Linked DNA regions of Homo sapiens: all the other regions are linked to region 1. Evidence: read pairs that join two places in POLR2A ChIA-PET (ENCODE). Cell type or tissue: CD4-positive, alpha-beta T cell. All regions are shown on one strand. Links, peaks and the distances in the headings refer to the core of each region. The heading gives the core; the rest is flanking DNA. Region 1 overlaps KLF12 (KLF transcription factor 12). Region 2 overlaps KLF12 (KLF transcription factor 12). Region 3 overlaps KLF12 (KLF transcription factor 12).

Region 1 (5,843 bases), core at 323-5,322:
TCTCCCACTTCTTCTCTCCTCTCTCCAATTTCCTCTCTTCCCCTCACTTCCTCTCCCCCCACTTTCTCTCTGCCTCTCCCTCTCCCCTCTCCCACGTCTGCTCCCTCCCTCCCTTCTTCTTTTTCTCTTCCCTGTTTACACATTTTCATTCTCTGGCCACTTGATTATAGTGGTTCTTCAGCTAAGCTATTTAGAGTACCTTACCAAAGTAATTATTATATTTTACCAGAAATTTTCAAGAGTGATCATAAAAATGATACAAGTGTCTTTCAAATATCATTTTAGTTAAAATTTTTTTACTTACTGAGAACATTATAGTGTTAAAGCAGCATAGTAATTGATTATTAAAAACATTTATTGAAGTATAATATCTATATAGTTTTATGTATCAACAGTTGTATATTATTTTAATAAGGCAGCTTCTTCCCTTCTCTTAAGCTGATGTTAGGTGAGAATTTCTTACTTTTTCTAAAGAATTTTATTTAATAATGTTAATAATTATTGACTCAAGAAGTGTGATTTTTTGTGTCTTACACGTAATCAGTTTTTCAGTGTATCTTATAGTCTAATGGAGTGTAAGTTTCTCAAAATTCCAATTTAAGAATCAATTGATTATTCATATTTAACATGCTGCTTCAACTATTTGTGCTTTTAGAGCAAGACACTTAATATGAAAGTGAATTTATTTTTATTAAAGGCTTTTAATTTGTTTTCTATGGCCACTGTAACAAATTACCACAAACTTAGTGGTTTTGAAAAAAAAACACAAATTTATCTTACAGTTCTGGTGGTCAGAAGTCCAATGGTCTCACTGGGCTAAACTCAAAGTATTGGGAGGATTATATTCCCTTCTGGAGGTCCTAGGACTGATTCCATTTCCTTACCGGCCTCTAGAGCCTACTCAGGTTCCTTGGTCCATTCAACTCCAGCAGCTTTGGGCCAAGTCCTTCTGGTACTGCCATCTCTCTGGTTCTCCCCTTCTACCTCCCTCCTTCACATTTAAGGACTATTGTGATTACTTTGGCCTATCCTAGATAATCCAGGATGATCTCCTTATTTTAAGGTCAGGTGATTAGCAACTTTAATTCCATCTGTGACTTTCATTCCCCTTTGCCATGTAACCTAACAGATTTCAGGGATTAGGACATGGACATCTTTAGGGGGCCATTACTCTGCCAGCCACAGGTTTTCAAAAACGTAAGTGACTGTGATTGCAGGTACATGTTACCTTTGTCATAAACATGTGGTTGGGAATTTTGAAAGAATTCTCATTTTGCTAATTCCATTAATAGTCAAGCAAATTATGATTTATGTCAATCAAAATATAATTTTCTTCCTTCTTGTGATTGGAAGAAAAAAGTCCATTCAAATCACTTTTGCAGCTAAATGAAGCAAGTGATAATATTAAAATTTCCCATTATAAAAAATCTAATAAATATCTAATTTTTTGCAAACAGTAGATTGTTTACCACAGTTTCACATGGTGATACTATGGTTTTATGTGCCTTCAAAGCTAGATGAACTACTTTTAGAATTCATCAGACCTTTTGGCCTAACAAATTTTCCTTTGTTTTTGAATGTTGTTATTTGTAGCGTATCTGATAAAACTGAAATCTAGTTTCAGGAAACATGTTTGGTTATCTCGTTAAAAGCTCTTGAGGTGATAGCATGCACTTACTTACAACCCATACACTTACTAAGACATCCTGTATCTCTTGCAGCTGTGGCTCCGGAGCTGTATTTAAAGTTTAGTTAATACCTAGCCAGCAGCTATCTATTGAAATTAACAGATAGGCTAGGGCTGTTGCCTCTTTCAGGGTAGTGAGATCCTTTAGATTTCAAAGAACTTTTTCTGGGGGAATTTTTTTGATTGTTTTTGTTATCAAAGTGAGGAAAAGTTCTGTATAGCTTTTTCTTTTCATCCGTCTTCACACAGCAGAGAGTCTAAGGGGAGCAAAATCTGTGAGAGGGGCCTTTTGCAGTTTTAATAGCTTCACATCTCAGGGATGACTCCTTTAATTTAGAGTGCTAATAGCTGGCATCTAGGGGAAAATGAAAGGCCGCTTGACAATGAGAAGCTGGAAGATTGAGAGCAAACACATGGAGAGTCGTTAGAGCCAGGACTGTAAGTAAAAAGGGGATGGTAGTTACACAGAGTCTGGGGTTTGGGACCCTGAGCCTGGTTTAAAGCCTCCTTCTAATGTTGCACACTGTGATAATCACTGGTTGTCGGCCTTGCACCCTTCTGCCGTGAGTAATCCCTTTCCCTGTTTTCAATCATGTGCACTCAAATTGAAGGGTAGGTGTTCCTTTTTAACTGAGAGTTGAGTGTCCTTTTTAACTGAGAGTTGGAATCTGGGCACCTTGTGACAACCACGATTTCATCATCCATTGCTGCAAAACAGAGCATCCCAGGTTAGTGGCTTAAAGCAAAAGCAGTATGTGTTTTGCTCTTGAAGTGGCTACTTGGGTAGGACTTGGTGGAGTCGGCTTCTCCTTGCTCTGCTCAGTGGCTGCTGAGGTTCAAAGGCGGATGACTGCAATCATGAAGACTCTCGTCGACATGTTTTCCAGTTAGTGCTGGCTCTCAGCCAGTCTGTTGGCTGCAACGCCTTCATGTGGCCAAGGCTTCCTTAACAGTAAAGCTGCGCACTGGGGAAGGTGGGTGGGGGGATAACACCAGGCAGAAGCTGTGTCACCCTTGGAAGTGATGCCATGTGATTTCCCCCATATTCTGTTCATCCAGGTGATTATAAAGACAGGCTCATTAATTCAAAAGGAGGGGACATATCCCCCACCCCTTGATGGGAGAGTGGAAACATTCTGGAAGAGCACATGTGACTGGAGATACTGTAGTGAACATTTCTGGAAAACAGCATCAGCTACAGTTCATCTTCAAACTGGAGGAATCCGTAACGTTTTGTTTTTCTGGAACTAGTTCTGGTGCCAAATTCTGTATCAGTTGGGGTGTGAAAAGAGAAACAGAATGAGGGGAAAGGTGCCGAATATGGGACTTAAAAGGACTTGACCTCCTATGATGGTAGGAACTAGTTAAGCACATTATATATGGCTGTTGCTTCTATATATTTGGCGCCAGAGCTGAAATCACCAGGGCTAGCAGTCGGGAAGGAAGGATGAGAGTGGAGCGCAGGAGAGGAAGGCCACACTGGATGTACAAGGGCACATGCCAGTCCACATAGACCCTCACTGATCATAAGCCTCTAACTTCAGAGAGGCCAGGGAACTGTGGGAGAAGCTGGCACCCTTCCCTGAGCAAGACGCGTCATGGCCTATGAATAAAATAAGCAGATGAAGGCAATCCCGTGGACCAGCCGCTTCCCTGTGCCAGCGAGGAGAGCAGGCACATAGGCGACAGTGTGTGTGAGCTGCACCTTCCCAGTGTGAGATGCATGCGGCAGGTGCTTCACTACTGCCCCGAGTCCCGCCAGGGTGGCTCTTATAACCCAAAAATGATGGCATGCTGCAGGGAAGACAGTTCTGAAAATGTAGACATGTAGTTGAGATAGTTCAAATCCACCACCAAGTCTTTCCTTGCCTCTTCTCTGCCATTTCACTTGCAGCTCTACCTGCTTGCTGTCCTCCCCACCCGAGGATCTTATAGAGGATTATAGACCTCTGTTGGTTCCTGTTCTTTCCTTGATTTTCCCATTTCTGTCTGAAGCACTGCTCCTGGGACCCACCCTTGTAGTGGAGAGGACAGTGCTGTCACATGAATGGACGTCTCCACATGAGGAAGGCTCATCTGCCCTAGAATACCACCTGCCTGGATTCACTGCTTATGAATTCTGCACGACTCTGAGAACCTGCAAGATTATTTGTGGCCTCTTCTTGCTTTTTCATATGGTACTTGACTCAGTTACTGCTGTCTGTTGTGGTTGAGGCCACTCTGCTCCCTGGATTTGGGATCTTGACTGCCTGTCTATAATGCCATAGACCAGTCAGGCTGGGGCCAGGGCTTTGTGGCCTCAGGGATTTGTGATTGAGAGTTTAGGAAAGAGAAAACATAATATGAGGAAAAGGAGGATTCTGATTTTGTACATGATGGAAATATGTGAATAATTGGGACACCAGGGACTTGTCCAGATAGTAAAGTTTAGAGCAAAGTTATGAGCAAGAATGATAGCAATAGTTTGTATGCAGAATATGAATGAATAATATAAAGGCTGGGAGTAAGTTAGAGGCAAGATTGGCAGGCAGTAACTGGGAGGACACGGTGCTGGAGAACACCCGATAAGCAGGAATGTAGTTAATTCAGACAGAGGTTCACGAACCAGAAGGCACTGATACTGGAGAGAAGAATGGGATGGGTAGTGAAAGGTCCGTGCTGACATCACTAAGTTGAATCATGCTGGCACCAAGAAAGGTGGTGGCATAGGGCAGCTTCTGTACAGCAGGGCTGGAAAGCAAGTGGCTTTTTAATCGCATGTTAAGTCTTAGACTGTGCCAGGGTTGGTTGCCTGGCGTTCTGGTTGAGCCATAGTACAGGACTAGGAAACCCTGTACACTTGAACTTCCAGGAACAAAGATAAAGGGATTCCTTGGTGAGAGGAGTGATGGTAGACAGGGACAGGGTGCGAGCCTCATACTGGATAAGTATTAAGCTGCCTTATAGAGATCTTTTCAATGAATATTTGAACAAGAGGATGAATGAAATGTGAGTAAGAGCAAAAGAAGGAGAATGAGAGAAAAATGAGAATGAATTTTACTTTTTTTTCTTTTTTTTTTGGAAAAAAAGTGTTAAAGAGTATGATTATATGTGACAGAAGAAAGAAAAATGAAATCCTGAAATAAATGAAAAGTGGGTGACAGAAAACCTGAAATACTGAACATTTCTTTTATTAAGATAGAGTTTTCCAGTATGTGGTAGATGAGGGAAAGGGTCTGGTTTACAGGACTTAACTATGAGAAAAATGGCAAGAGAGGGATTTTCCTAAGCAGTTACTCTCCATGGCTAGGCTGATATCTTGGTAAAAATGCTCTGAATGTACTGCTTAGGCTATTGCTAAATATAGTAACAAATATGAAGAGTGTTTTTTTCCTATACCAAGTGTATTTATGATTATAAATCTACACATTTGTGATAACCCAACAATTTTATAATAAGGCATCTAGCAACAAGATTTCTTTTTTATTTTTTAATGGAAGATATCCTTTCTGACAGTTGTCTTTGCCTAAGTGTACATTTACCTTTCAATGATGGAAGATATCCTTTCTGACAGTTGTCTTTGCCTAAGTGTACGTTTACCTTTCAATAATGGAAGATATCCTTTCTGACAATTGTCTTTGCCTAAGTGTACATTTACCTTTCAATGCATATGGGACCAAGAAAATCCCCAAAATGGAACCTCCTCCTCCTCCTTCATTTCTTTTAGTTTGTTGAGTGTTCTGAGGATTTTCTTAACCACTTTTCCTTGTGCTTTTTGTATTGCAAATTAAGTTTCTATTCATGCCTTAAAAATAAAATAACTGCTTCTGTTGTGTGATGAGCATATCACCTTAATAAAGCAAATCCTAGTCAATGAAGTTAATGTTTTTCAAAATCAGACTTTGAAAGTTCTTGTTTAACCAATTAAAAGAATTAATCACTCTAGTCAACAAAGCACAGGGGAGATAATTTATTAAGTATTTGAAAGATAAAAAAGAATATATATGTATTGACTGTGTAAGTTGTAAGCCATGATAACAGAGAAACCTAACTTAAAAAAGTAGATTGTTTCCAGTATTTTTTTTCAAGACCCCTTTTAGTCCCTTTCTTAGCCTGTCTGGGCTGCTGTAACAAAATACCTTAGACTGAGTAATTTATAAATACTAGAAATGTATTG
Region 2 (5,843 bases), core at 352-5,351, 85 kb before region 1:
CCACCACACCTGGCTAACTTTTTAAATCTTTTGTAGAGGACCTTGCTATGTTGCTTTGGCTGGTCTTGAACTCCTGGCCTCAAGCAATCCTCCTGCCTTGGTCTCCCAAAGTACTGGGATTATAGGCGTGAGCCACTGTACCTGGCAGATTGTATGCTATTTTTAACGTTGTTTAGTTTCTTGTAGATAATCTTTTATATATATATATATATATATATATATATATATATATATATATTTGTATTTCTTAATTCTTAAAAAGATCTTGGAAATAGTAGACATTTAGGAGTTGATAAGAATTCATGCATTTTTCATTATCATATTTTCATATTTCTTTTTAATGAGCATGTACCATATTCCAGACACTCCATTAAGTGCTAATAGGTACAAAAGAAATGTATGATAATATATAATCACTTGAGTTGTAATAAAGGTAGAATATAATTTGAAGTGAAGCCAAATGGCATTGATCTGCCTTCATCTATTTCCAGGTAAATTTGCATTTCTAGTTAAAATTTCTTTTGTAGAGAGAACTTGGAGGTTCATAAGGAGGTTTGGATACTACCCCAGTATTCTATATAGTATGATGTAAGTTTCTGCGGTAGATTGTCCAGTTGTTCAGGTGGGGGGGTTGGGGAGGAAAATTTAGAAGATGCTATTCATTACATTACACTAACACTCTTCTGTTAATATGTGGAGAATTGTTCATTCTTTCCCATTGGTATTGATTTAAAATAAGAAATCACCATACACAGTCAGACCCATGACCAATCAGTTTTCTCCCCTGTAGCTTCATGATGGGGTTGCCTCTTTAACGTAGTTCACTCGTATCTTAATTTCTTTAAGCTACTACTTGTTTCTTTGAATCCATTTCGGTTTGCCATTCAGTCATTTCTTTTTTTTCTTTTTTGAGACGGAGTCTCGCTCTGTCGCCCAGGCTGGAGTGCAGTGGTGCGATCTTGGCTCACTGCAAGCTCCGCCTCCCGAGTTCACGCCATTCTCCTGCCTCAGCCTCCCGAGTAGCTGGGACTACAGGCGCCTGCCACCACGCCCGGCTAATTTTTTTGTATTTTTTTTTTTAGTAGAGACGGGGTTTCACTGTGTTAGCCAGGATGGTCTCGATCTCCTGACCTTGTGATCCGCCCACCTCACCCTCCCAAAGTGCTGGGATGACAGGTGGAAGCCACTGCGCCCGGCCCCAGTCATTTCTTAAAACTTGATGAAGTTTTAAAAAATTTTAGTCTTGCGGATTATAGGTTTAACACCTGCCATATGAAATAGCAATTGATTCATTTTCTTTATATTATTTGTATTTGTCTCAGGTTTTAATAAAATACTCCTGTGTGTACTGTTGCCAGGATGAGATGGACAAATGGTGTTATAAAATTCTTGGCAACTAGGATTCCATAGATTATTTAGTTTATGTTTCTAGACTGAAACTCCATATTATTTTTATATAGTACTCTCCATTCTCATGATGAATAAAGTGTAAGTAGTTGTCATCTTTAACATGCATTACTTATTAGGGTGTGGTGGTTAACATTATGAAGAGCATCACAGTTCTGTAAAGGTAATTTTTGTTTTGAGTTCTATTTGGTAATGCTTATATTTTGTTGATATTTGTGTTGTGTTAACAGTATTAGAGAGCTGTCTTCTATAAGTTGTTCATAGTGACTGTTGGACCCACTTCCTGTTTATTCACAACTGCCATCCATGTTCCCACAAACTTCAATCAATTATTTTTTTTTCCTCATGAAATATCTTTTACTTATCTATAAGGGAAATGTTACAGACCCAACCCCAGAGTCTCAGAAGGTCTGCTGCATTGCCCACCCAGGGAGCTTTAAAACTTCATTGCCCTTCTCATTCCTGCTGCCTTAACAATGCCATTCTCACTCTCATAGATTAGTATCTGCTTCACCAAGACAGTAGATCTCTGTAAGTCAAGAACTCTTATCAGCTTCTTCATGACCAATTAGTGGGCCTATCCCTGCCTAGTCCTCTTCCATCCTTCCCCTCACTCTGCGGAAGGTGAGTTGTTTTGGATGGTGGCTGTTGCTGGCAGGGTCCAGTCTCTAAAGTTGTATCTTGAAAAAACAAACAAACAAACAAAACCCCATATTCCTCTGTTTTCATCCTCTAGAAAAGACTCTTGCCCTCTTTGGCCCTTGGCTGAAGGAGAGCTTCTTAAGAGCTTGTCCCCACTTCATAGTCCATTCTATCTCCAACTCAAGGTGCCTGAGTGTACACACCTGCTGCGAAGCTCTGTCTTGGCTAGTGGTCGTTTACCTGCTAAGCACAGTGGTTTCATGAGTTATCTTCTTTGACTTCGCTTTTGCATTTGATGTGGTTGATTACTTCCTGCTTTAATTTTCTTCTCTTGGCTCTCATGTCATTCCTATGCTGCTGCTGCTTCCTGTCACTTTGTAGTCTTGTGGATGGGTCTCCTCTCCTTCTTGTCTCTAAATTTGGCATTTGAAAGAGTTTCATCTGTCTTCCTCGTTTCTCTATTTGCCCTTACATCATGTGCCCATTTATTTCTGCGGCTTCAAATTCTACCCATAGAGTAATGAGTCCTTAAATAGATCTCTTCACCTCTCTTGAGCACTAGCTGGTGAGGGCCAGCTTCATATTTGTCATCTCTTTCTTGGATATATAGCATTTCAAACTCATCATGTTCACAACTTTGTTCTTTATCTGTTGCTTTAAAATGCCTTCATTTCCTATTTTTATTAATGAATCTTTGACCACCAGATGCGACATTCCTAAACCTAGGAACCATTTTTAAGTCAGTATTATCCTTCACTCTTTTCACGTCTCATGAGTCACCAAGTCATGCTGATATACCTTTCTTAATATTCTTCTTCTATTTTTTTATTGGACTATTTTTGTAATCTCCTATTTTCTGCCTCTGTTACCTGTGTTCATTTTCTAAACTGTTGGAAAAGATACTATGCTAAAATATGTCTGATTGTGTCACTCTTTTGTTTAAAATATATGATTCCCCATAATTTATGGTCTAAAACTCAAATAACATTGTCCTCCTGGTCTTGTTTCTACCCAGCCTTTCCAACCTCTCCACTATTTGGGATGTTTAGTACCTGGACCTGTGGTGTTGCTCCATGCTTTTGCACGTATGATCTGTCAGAATGTGCCTTCGTACCTCATCTGTGTCACCATAACTCACTCTGCAGGCCTCACCACCATCAACTCTACTCTCTCCAGACTTATTTTCTTTTCCATGCTTAACAGAATCTTTTCCAGTGTCCATTCATATTCGCGGGGGATTTGTTCCAGGATCGGTGCATAGTCAAGTCCTGCCCTGTGGAACCACCTATAGGAAAAGTCAGCCCTCCATATATAGAGCTTCACTTCCCTCTAGTACTATATTTTTCATTTGTGTTTGGTTGGGGAAAAAGAGCCACATGTAAGTTGACTCAGGCAGTTCAAACCTGTGTAATTCAGGGGTCACCTTTGCTTACAATGCTTAGTATGATGAATAGCTACTGTTTGTTAGCATGTCTGTCTATCCCATTACATTTGACCACTTGGAGGGCTAAAACCTTAGTCTCTTTTGTATTCACAGCAGCTGTCACAGTCCCTGGCACATAGAAGACATGACAATAAATACACAGGAGCCTTGACAGAAGTAAGAATCAATAGTTGGTCAGTTTGTCAAAAAGTTAGTTAAAAGATAGAGGAGTATAAAGATGATGTATACATACCTTCATTATTTTATTCAAATAGGCCGGGTGCAGTGGCTCATGCCTGTAATCCCAGCACTTTGGGAGGTCAAAGTGGGCAGATCACTTGAGGCCAGGAGTTCGAGACCAGTCTAGCCAACATGGTGAAACCCAGTCTCTACTAAAAATACGAAAATTAGCTGAGTGTTATGACGCATGCCTGTGGTCCCAGCTACTGACGTGGCTGAAGCAGGAGAATCGTTTGAACCTGGGAGGTGTAGGCTGCAGTGTGCTGAGATTGCACCACTGCACCCCAGCCTGGGCAAGAGAGCAGAGCTCAGTCTCAAAAAAAAAAAAAAAAGAAAAAAATTTTATTTGAACATAACACGTAAAAAATACATCTTCTATCAATCTTTGGATGTAGGATCCACACTTTCTTCCAGCATGAATCCCTAGATGGAGTTTAGTGTTAATGCTTCTTACCAGGATTACAGCCATGATGGATTGTCCATTATTTCTGATATTTCTTTAAAGAGAAGTAAACACTTTTGAAGATATTTCTTATTTTTTCCATTGTAGTACAATTAGGATAGCTTCCTTATTCAGTATTAAAAATTGTTTTAAAAAATTGTTATAGTAGCTGAATCTTTAAAATTTTTCAAAACATACAACTTATTTTTCGTAGAAATAGACACTGTGCTGCATTTCATCCTCTTATTTCACTTCCTTAAGTAATGTATCATTTAATTAAATCACATTTTAAAAATAAGGCATTACTGCATAAACAAGTTTAGGATAAAAACCTCTTATTAAAAATGTGCCTTGGCTGATGGGAGCTGAGGTACTCGGTCTGCTCAGAGAGGAGCCAGCTGTCTGGTCACATTCCAGGTGCATCAGTCAGTATGATTTACAAGGGGAATGGAGCTCATTGGTTAATCTGGACAGTTGGTTAAGCGGAAGTTGGTTAAAAGGATTCTACCATATTTATCAGATTGCTGCTAAAAGGATGTTTTATCTCTGTTACATGGCATTTTGGTAACTAGAAGAGCTTAATACAAACTTGCCTACTTTCCTGTATACCCCTTCCCTGACATCATTTATAAAAATGTTAAATAAGACCATTTTGAGCACCTGTCTCCTGGAAGTGTGCATGCTTATATATCTGTTTCTCTGTCATTTATCCACTGCTTTCACCATGGCAAAATGTAATTTTTAAAACTAAAACTATTCTTTGGTTGGTTACTGTCTGTTGATTGCTACCAAGTAGAGTGAGTGCTCAATCATATCACATCATTAATTCCTGTGGTTTTTTTCTTCAATATGTAGTTTCTTCAATACTTGAAAGGCCTTTATTTTGAACATTTTGTGGATAGGTACCTGATTAGCAACTGCATCCTTCTATATAGTGATTAGTTGTAATTCAGGTTTTACATCTGTGCCAACAATTTACACATTTCCTCTTGAGTTTTTAACACTGTGATAATGCCAAACAGGTCTTTGCTTTTGTTATATCTAATGTAATAATTAGGTTTAGACTCTTCCTTAAGTTGGTAATTGTTTGATTTAGTTCCTGCAATCTGTTTCCAAAGATAACTTAGTATTTACAATATTTTTAATACTTCATAGAGACCAAGGACAAAGGTATTCAATTTCATATACAGACTCTTTTTCATCTGATGTACATGCTTTGCAGAAAATCTCACTTCATTTTCAAGGGTTGTATCTTGTTAAGCAACATTTTTTATTTTCTTTGGAATACTTTGCAAGGTTGTTCAAATTCTTTCTTGGCAGGCCTGATTATTAGTTTGTACTTGACCTGCTAAACTTTGAGGGTTTTCTTGTAATCCTTGGTAGGAGGGCTTTAATTTTCCAATTTTTGAAAAGCAGTTAGCTATGTGTGTCCCTGTCCACACTGTCCCCAAGCCCCTGCCCAGGGCCTGATCTTTTTGATCCTTAGCAGATGTTTATCTTGGGCTATGGGTAAGTTCTTTAAAATGGTCTTCAAAGTACCTATTGTTTATTTGCTTAAAGCTGTATATTTCCTTTTTAGGAATAATGCCCCATTTTTAAGAGTTGACTACTAGTGAGCTTTATAGCTCCCTTCGAAGGCCAGAGTGATGGTGCTGCCCAGTTTGGGAGGACTATCAAAGACAGCTATCT
Region 3 (5,843 bases), core at 615-5,614, 78 kb before region 1:
TCCACATTTTCTGTTTATGCACCTCCCTGCTCCTGCAGGACCTCTAGCCTCCATAAAGTCTCCCTAATCTTTTTATGTCCGCGTCCCCAGGAATGTCTTCTATGTACATGTGAATTACTGTATCAGCTAGTTACCCTGAAGAGTCTTCTCCATCTCTGTCTACTGCTTGCTCCCCTTCTTCATAAAACCTCTGTGAGGGGCTCATGATTGAGATTCTAACTCCAGTTAGAATCCTCATGTCACATGTCTAGAGAGATCGTTCAGAGCCCTCTACGTTGCCAGCCCTTGAGGAGAGGGGAGGATGTTCCTCAGGTCACACTTTGTAGTTGCGGTCCCAAGCCACGTTGCTCATGCACTTCCCTCACGTCACTCCTACACTGCTTCATGGGCTCAGAAACTGGGAATTTATCCTGGAACAAGGACACAGAATATGATCCTCTGTCCCTGGATTCTGTGTATATCCACTTCTCTATCCCATATTACAGAAAACAGTACAACACACAAACACTCATATTCTCATCCTTGACCTGACAAAAATTTTCATGTAGATGGATGCCTATGGGTTCACTGAATTTCTGCATCATGATAGGTCTTATTTCTTTCAATTCTTTGGGGGACTCTTATAGAGGTAAATGAAGATCCAGATAAATTACTTCATTGTATAAGTTATAGTAACTTTGACATAGTTACACAAGTGTCTGGCTCACACCTGAATTTCTCACTTTAAAATATATGTGTTTTGAATATGACCATGATTTGCTGTTTTAAATTTCAGTGTGTATATACATGCCAATATGTATGTGCATATGAATTAGATACAGAGTAGTATACAGTGTGTATATATATATATACATGTGTGTGTGTGTGTGTGTGTGTAAGAATCAGATACAGAGTAATATACATATATGCAGATTGTATGTATGAATCAGTAAAATGTGTGTATGAAGCAGATGGAGGATAGTGGAATGTATGTGTATATGAATCAGGATATGGGAGTATAATGTTTGTGTCTATGTATATATGAATCAGAAGCAGAGTACTGAAGTGTGTGTTTTTGTTTGAATTGGGCAGACAAGTATGTGTATGTGTGTACATGTATATTTGTGTATGAGTCAAAAACAGTAGAATAACGTATACATGAGTGTGTGTGAATCAGACTTAGAGTAGTATGATGGGAAGAATGCAGGATGAATAAAACTAACATTGATTCTGAGATAACTTAGTACCTGTGTGACTTTGTGACTTTGTACAAATCACACAGACTTTCTAGACATCATTAGTACAGTGTGAGATTTTTAGATCTAAGGTCCTTTATGGTCTAAAATTTGATGGTTAGTACAGTCAGCATCACAAACTACTCAGCCTATTTCATTCCTCTGTGAATTATTGTGTCTGTAATGACATTTATAATTGACCTTTCAGCATTCAGAATCTCCATTGTGTCTTTGTTTATTAGCCTCTACAGCAGAGAGACATGATAACTCTTAATTTCAGGGTCATGTCTCTGGACTATGTCCAAAATGTCCCTGGTTATTATAATTCTGGACTCCAATGCTTCTTTGGATGTATCATCAACACCAAATTTTGTAAGTCACTGGATTAACATAAACAAAACGATTGCAGCCACCCATGTCTCATTTTGCTAAAGTTATGTGACTTTATAATACTTAATATTGAGTGAGTGAAATCCACGAAGACACTGTTCATGCCTGTAGAAAATCATATGTAATACCTGCTACATGCAAGGTACTAGGCAAATGTTTATGGAATGAACAAATCATTGTATGGTAAAATGCATTTTAAAAATATACAGTTATATATGAGCCTATGTGTTCTCTGAGAATCCCTGTGATGTTTTTCTTGGTGATGGAGAGGGGTGGTTTTCCATCATCACCATTGCAAGATGGCAGTGGTATTTAGATGCTGTTTGTAATGGACAGATAGTGAGAGGAACTGAGGGGTGCTGGGAATAGAATGTTTGTGATTTTTTTCCTCTTTTGGGGACAGGGATATTGCACCCCTTTTAGAGGAACCATCTTAAACCAGTGAACCAAATTATTTTATTAGCTCATGTCTATAGAATCATATGGAAGCTTCTTCTTTGGGCATAAATTTTGTGTCCACAGGGCACTGAAGCAGTTAATCTAAATGCTGTCTTTTGGAATCAAAGGGCAGCTTGGGCACAGCACTGAATTAGGAAACTGGAACATCAGAAAGTTCTAGTTTTCTTGCAGTATTTTTTTGCTAGTATGTGGTAATTACAAAAGGAAGTGAAAAACTATAAGGGAAAATTATAAATACTAAAATAAAATTTGGTAGTCTAATACAGAACACCTTTTTTAGTGCATGAGTACCTTATACTGTAAAAAAAATTTCAAATCTATTTGAGTATTAATCACTAAAGTTTGCTGTGATTACAGGACATTGCCTTTAAAGGCCCCCTGTCATTTTATGCTGAGTACATGTAGTGGTAGTTAATTTTTACTTTGATATTTTCTGTTGACCTCCTTACTTGTGGGAAAGGAGTAAACCTGAGAAATAAGACATTAAAATCTTGGCTGATTATCAGTTATTAATACTATTCTTGAGGAAGATATTTGGCCCTAAGATAAATGAAATATGAAGGTTGTTAAATAAGGTTAATTTACCTAGCAGTTTTGATGTCCTTGAAGGTTAGCATAGGAAATAATAGTGCAGTCTGAATGCATGGTATTGGCTTTAGGGTAGCTCTTTAGTTCAAGCCTCCTTAAAGCATTTTGAAACGTTTGCATTAAGTTTGTGCTGAATTGACTCCCAGAAAGGAGACTTCTTCCAGAGTCAAAATGAAACTAAGTATTCATATTAGAGGATGGTGGGGAGAAAAAAAAATGTCTTCCACTCAGGAGCAGACTGCATTAGAGTTCTGCCAACTGGCCTGTTTGTGAGAACTAGTGAAGTCATCAAGCCTGAGCTATTTTAGCACCCTGACATGGTGCACCGAGGCAGCTGGAGGTGCGGCACAGAGGAAGCTCGGAGAGAGAGGTTTTTCCGAAGCAAAAAATTTTCCTGCTGACTGACAGCATCACCATTTCACACCGGCTGGGGCTCTGACATCTCTGGGAAGCATGAGGGCTTGTGTAATGGCCCACACAGAAAGTGGGTGAAGAGGATCTCTAGCCTTTTCAGGTTATTTCAAGTGGGGTCTCATTGTCAAGGGACCAACCATCCAACAAAATAGGTTCCTGTGGGTTAGGAAAATGGTGATGGTGAAAAGCTGGAGATGAAATCTTTTGTTTCTAGAGCTAGATGGATTTTTTCGTTTTTCTTTTTTAACACAAAAGGGTCAGAAATGCAAAGGATGCCCTTTGCTGACACAGCTCTGTAAGAGATTACAAGCAAAACAAAGACAGATTTATAGATAATTTATCAGCATATTGAAGACAAATTGAATATCATGCTGCACAGTAAATTACTTCAGAACAACCCCAAAGTGGAAGAAAATACTTGTAAATTGCATTTTTAAGCCCTTAAGAACAAGTTCTATCACTTGTTTAAAAAAATTGTTTTGTAACATGAAGTGCATTTTAATTGTCTGACTATGAACTCTTGCCTTATGGGCTCAGTCACTAAAGATGCTTAAGAGAAAAGCATAAATGAATACTTGATTGATCATAAAATCATCTACAGGATGCTGTTTTAACCACTTCCGAAACGATCTAAAAGTGTACACAGCTTCATCCCTTTAGAGACTTAGAAAAAGTCCAGATACATCAACCAAATAGAGACAAATATAGAGAAAATGAGAGACTAAGTTTTGAGTGTAAGAAATTAACTCATTTTGAGCTTCACTGATGAAAAGCAAGATTTTAAAACAAGAGGTGCTCCATGATGAGTCGTTTTTTACAATAAGGAATGAAGCAAAGCAGACACTCTTTAACATGGGTGCACTCAGGGGTCAGGGCTATGAAAGCTGCCAGAATTCAACCCTGATTTAGCAATGAGAAGCCAGAGACAGGAAGCTGCCTTGTTTATTAGAAATAGGGTAACCACAGTCTCAAGACAACTGAGGAAGACTCTGCTGGCACTTTTCTTCTGAAAGCAAGCACTAGTGCAAAAAAACCCCACCAAAGTATGTAGTATAGGTGTTTATATGTGACTAAGGCTTATGTATTCATATATTCTTTTGTTTACTTCTTAAAATTTATGGTTAGAAAGGCACAACTTTTATATTTTTTCCAGTTAAAAGTTTCAGAAAGCTATCATATAACGTCAAGGTATAAAAATCATGTGTGACCTTGATTTCTACAATACTTTACGTATTCAAAGTAGTTGAACCTTTATTTAGGAGGATGCTTCCTTCAAATTAAAGACTTTTGCTCAGAGAGTGCCACCATGTTTCAGTGGGAAAAGGATCAGATTAGCCTCGGGATACTTGGAAGTTATGGCAGAGGTTGCAGAGTAATTTTTCATTATTTGCTAGAACTTGGGACATCATTGGGATTGTTTTTAATCACAGGTGAAGAAACTGAGACCCCAGAGTGTTTTTTTTATCTGTGGTCTCACAGTCTAGGAAGTATCATGGAAATTAGATGGATGAGTCTAATTGAAAGTCACTGTGTGCAATAACTGGCGTGCCACTTTAGAGGGCAATTAGGAAAAACTGTAGTATGCTTATATTAAATTTTTCTGGACCTTGATTTCATCTGTCTTTGGAACTTAGAAGTTTCTTAAGGATCATGAAATTTGTCTTAGTGATTAAAAGCTAGGCTCCAGAACCCACCTATCTGTGTTTGAAACCTAGTTCCTCCCTCAGTGTTACATGACCTAGGCTAAGTTACCTAACATATCAGGGCCTCAGTTTCCTCATTTATAAGATGACCTTATTGATAGAACTTAACCTTAAAGGATTGTTGTGATGTTTTGAGAGAATATATCTGAAATGCCTCATTTGGTACCTCCTACATAAAAAGACCAAAGTTAATGTGAACTCTTGCTATGATGAATGTTACTTTATTGTACAATGCCTCAAGGCCTTGATTCGATAGCTGCATTTTTGTTTGTGTTGAAAGTATTGGACCACACATGGTAACCCAGGGACCAAGGTCTAGACTTAGCCCATGAGATGGTACTATTCCCCTCACCCTTGTCTACTAGAAAATAATTTCTCTTCTGGTAGGAAATAAGTGCTCTATCAATAGTGAAGTGCTTTTTCAGGAGTAAAGTTCAAGAAGTTAAAACCTGTGAATAGAGATCAGTGAACATTTTAGAAAATAGAAAACGACCACTCCTATTCAACAGAGTACTGGAAGGCCTAGCCAGAGCAATCAGGTAAGAGAGAAATAAAAGACATCCAAATTGGAAAAGAGGAAGTAAAATTATCTCTGTTCACTGATGGCATGATCTTATACCTAGAAAACCCAAAAGACTTTTTGGAAAGGCTCCTAGACTTGATAAACAACTTCAGTAAAGTTGTAGGATACAAAACCAGTGTACAAAATTCAGTTGCATTTCTGTACACCAGTAATGTTCAAGCTGAGAACCAAATCAGGAACTCAACCCCATTTACAACACACACACACACACACACACACACACACACACACACACACACACAAAACCTAGGTATACATTTAACCACGGAGGCGAAAGATGTCTTCTTAAGAAGAAGTTCTACAAAACACTAATGAAAGAAATTTTAATTGATACAAACAAATGGATTGGAAGCATCAATATTGTTAGTATGACCAAACTGTCCAAAGTAATCTACAGATTCGACACAATTTCTATGAAAATACCAAAGTTATTCTTCACAGAATTAAAAAAAAATCCTTAAGTTTATATGAAAACAAAAAAGACCACGAGCA

Evidence for each region. Peaks named below come from ENCODE experiments on the same cell type or tissue, not always from the same donor. Only the 100,000 strongest peaks of a DNase experiment are listed, where the experiment ranks them.
Region 2: POLR2A ChIA-PET joins it to region 1 with 16 read pairs; 4 of 35 experiments call an interaction of 5 or more read pairs at or near these places.
Region 3: POLR2A ChIA-PET joins it to region 1 with 13 read pairs; 5 of 35 experiments call an interaction of 5 or more read pairs at or near these places.

What each region holds. Positions count from the first base shown.
Region 1 is chr13:73,981,860-73,987,702 of GRCh38, reverse strand. All of the region lies in intron 2 of KLF12 (KLF transcription factor 12), which reads left to right. Among named protein-coding and RNA genes, the nearest start is that of KLF12, 150 kb to the left of the region's middle. In CD4-positive, alpha-beta T cell, for the core only: no CTCF peak of the experiment used is centred there; a DNase peak (open chromatin) is centred at 2,582; H3K4me3 peaks cover 1,022 bases; H3K27ac peaks cover 2,714 bases.
Region 2 is chr13:74,066,760-74,072,602 of GRCh38, reverse strand. All of the region lies in intron 1 of KLF12 (KLF transcription factor 12), which reads left to right. Among named protein-coding and RNA genes, the nearest start is that of KLF12, 65 kb to the left of the region's middle. In CD4-positive, alpha-beta T cell, for the core only: no CTCF peak of the experiment used is centred there; DNase peaks (open chromatin) are centred at 2,342 and 3,942; H3K4me3 peaks cover 694 bases; H3K27ac peaks cover 368 bases.
Region 3 is chr13:74,060,235-74,066,077 of GRCh38, reverse strand. The region is part of intron 1 of KLF12 (KLF transcription factor 12); the gene reads left to right. Among named protein-coding and RNA genes, the nearest start is that of KLF12, 71 kb to the left of the region's middle. In CD4-positive, alpha-beta T cell, for the core only: no CTCF peak of the experiment used is centred there; DNase peaks (open chromatin) are centred at 2,997, 3,677 and 3,977; H3K4me3 peaks cover 1,097 bases; H3K27ac peaks cover 3,497 bases.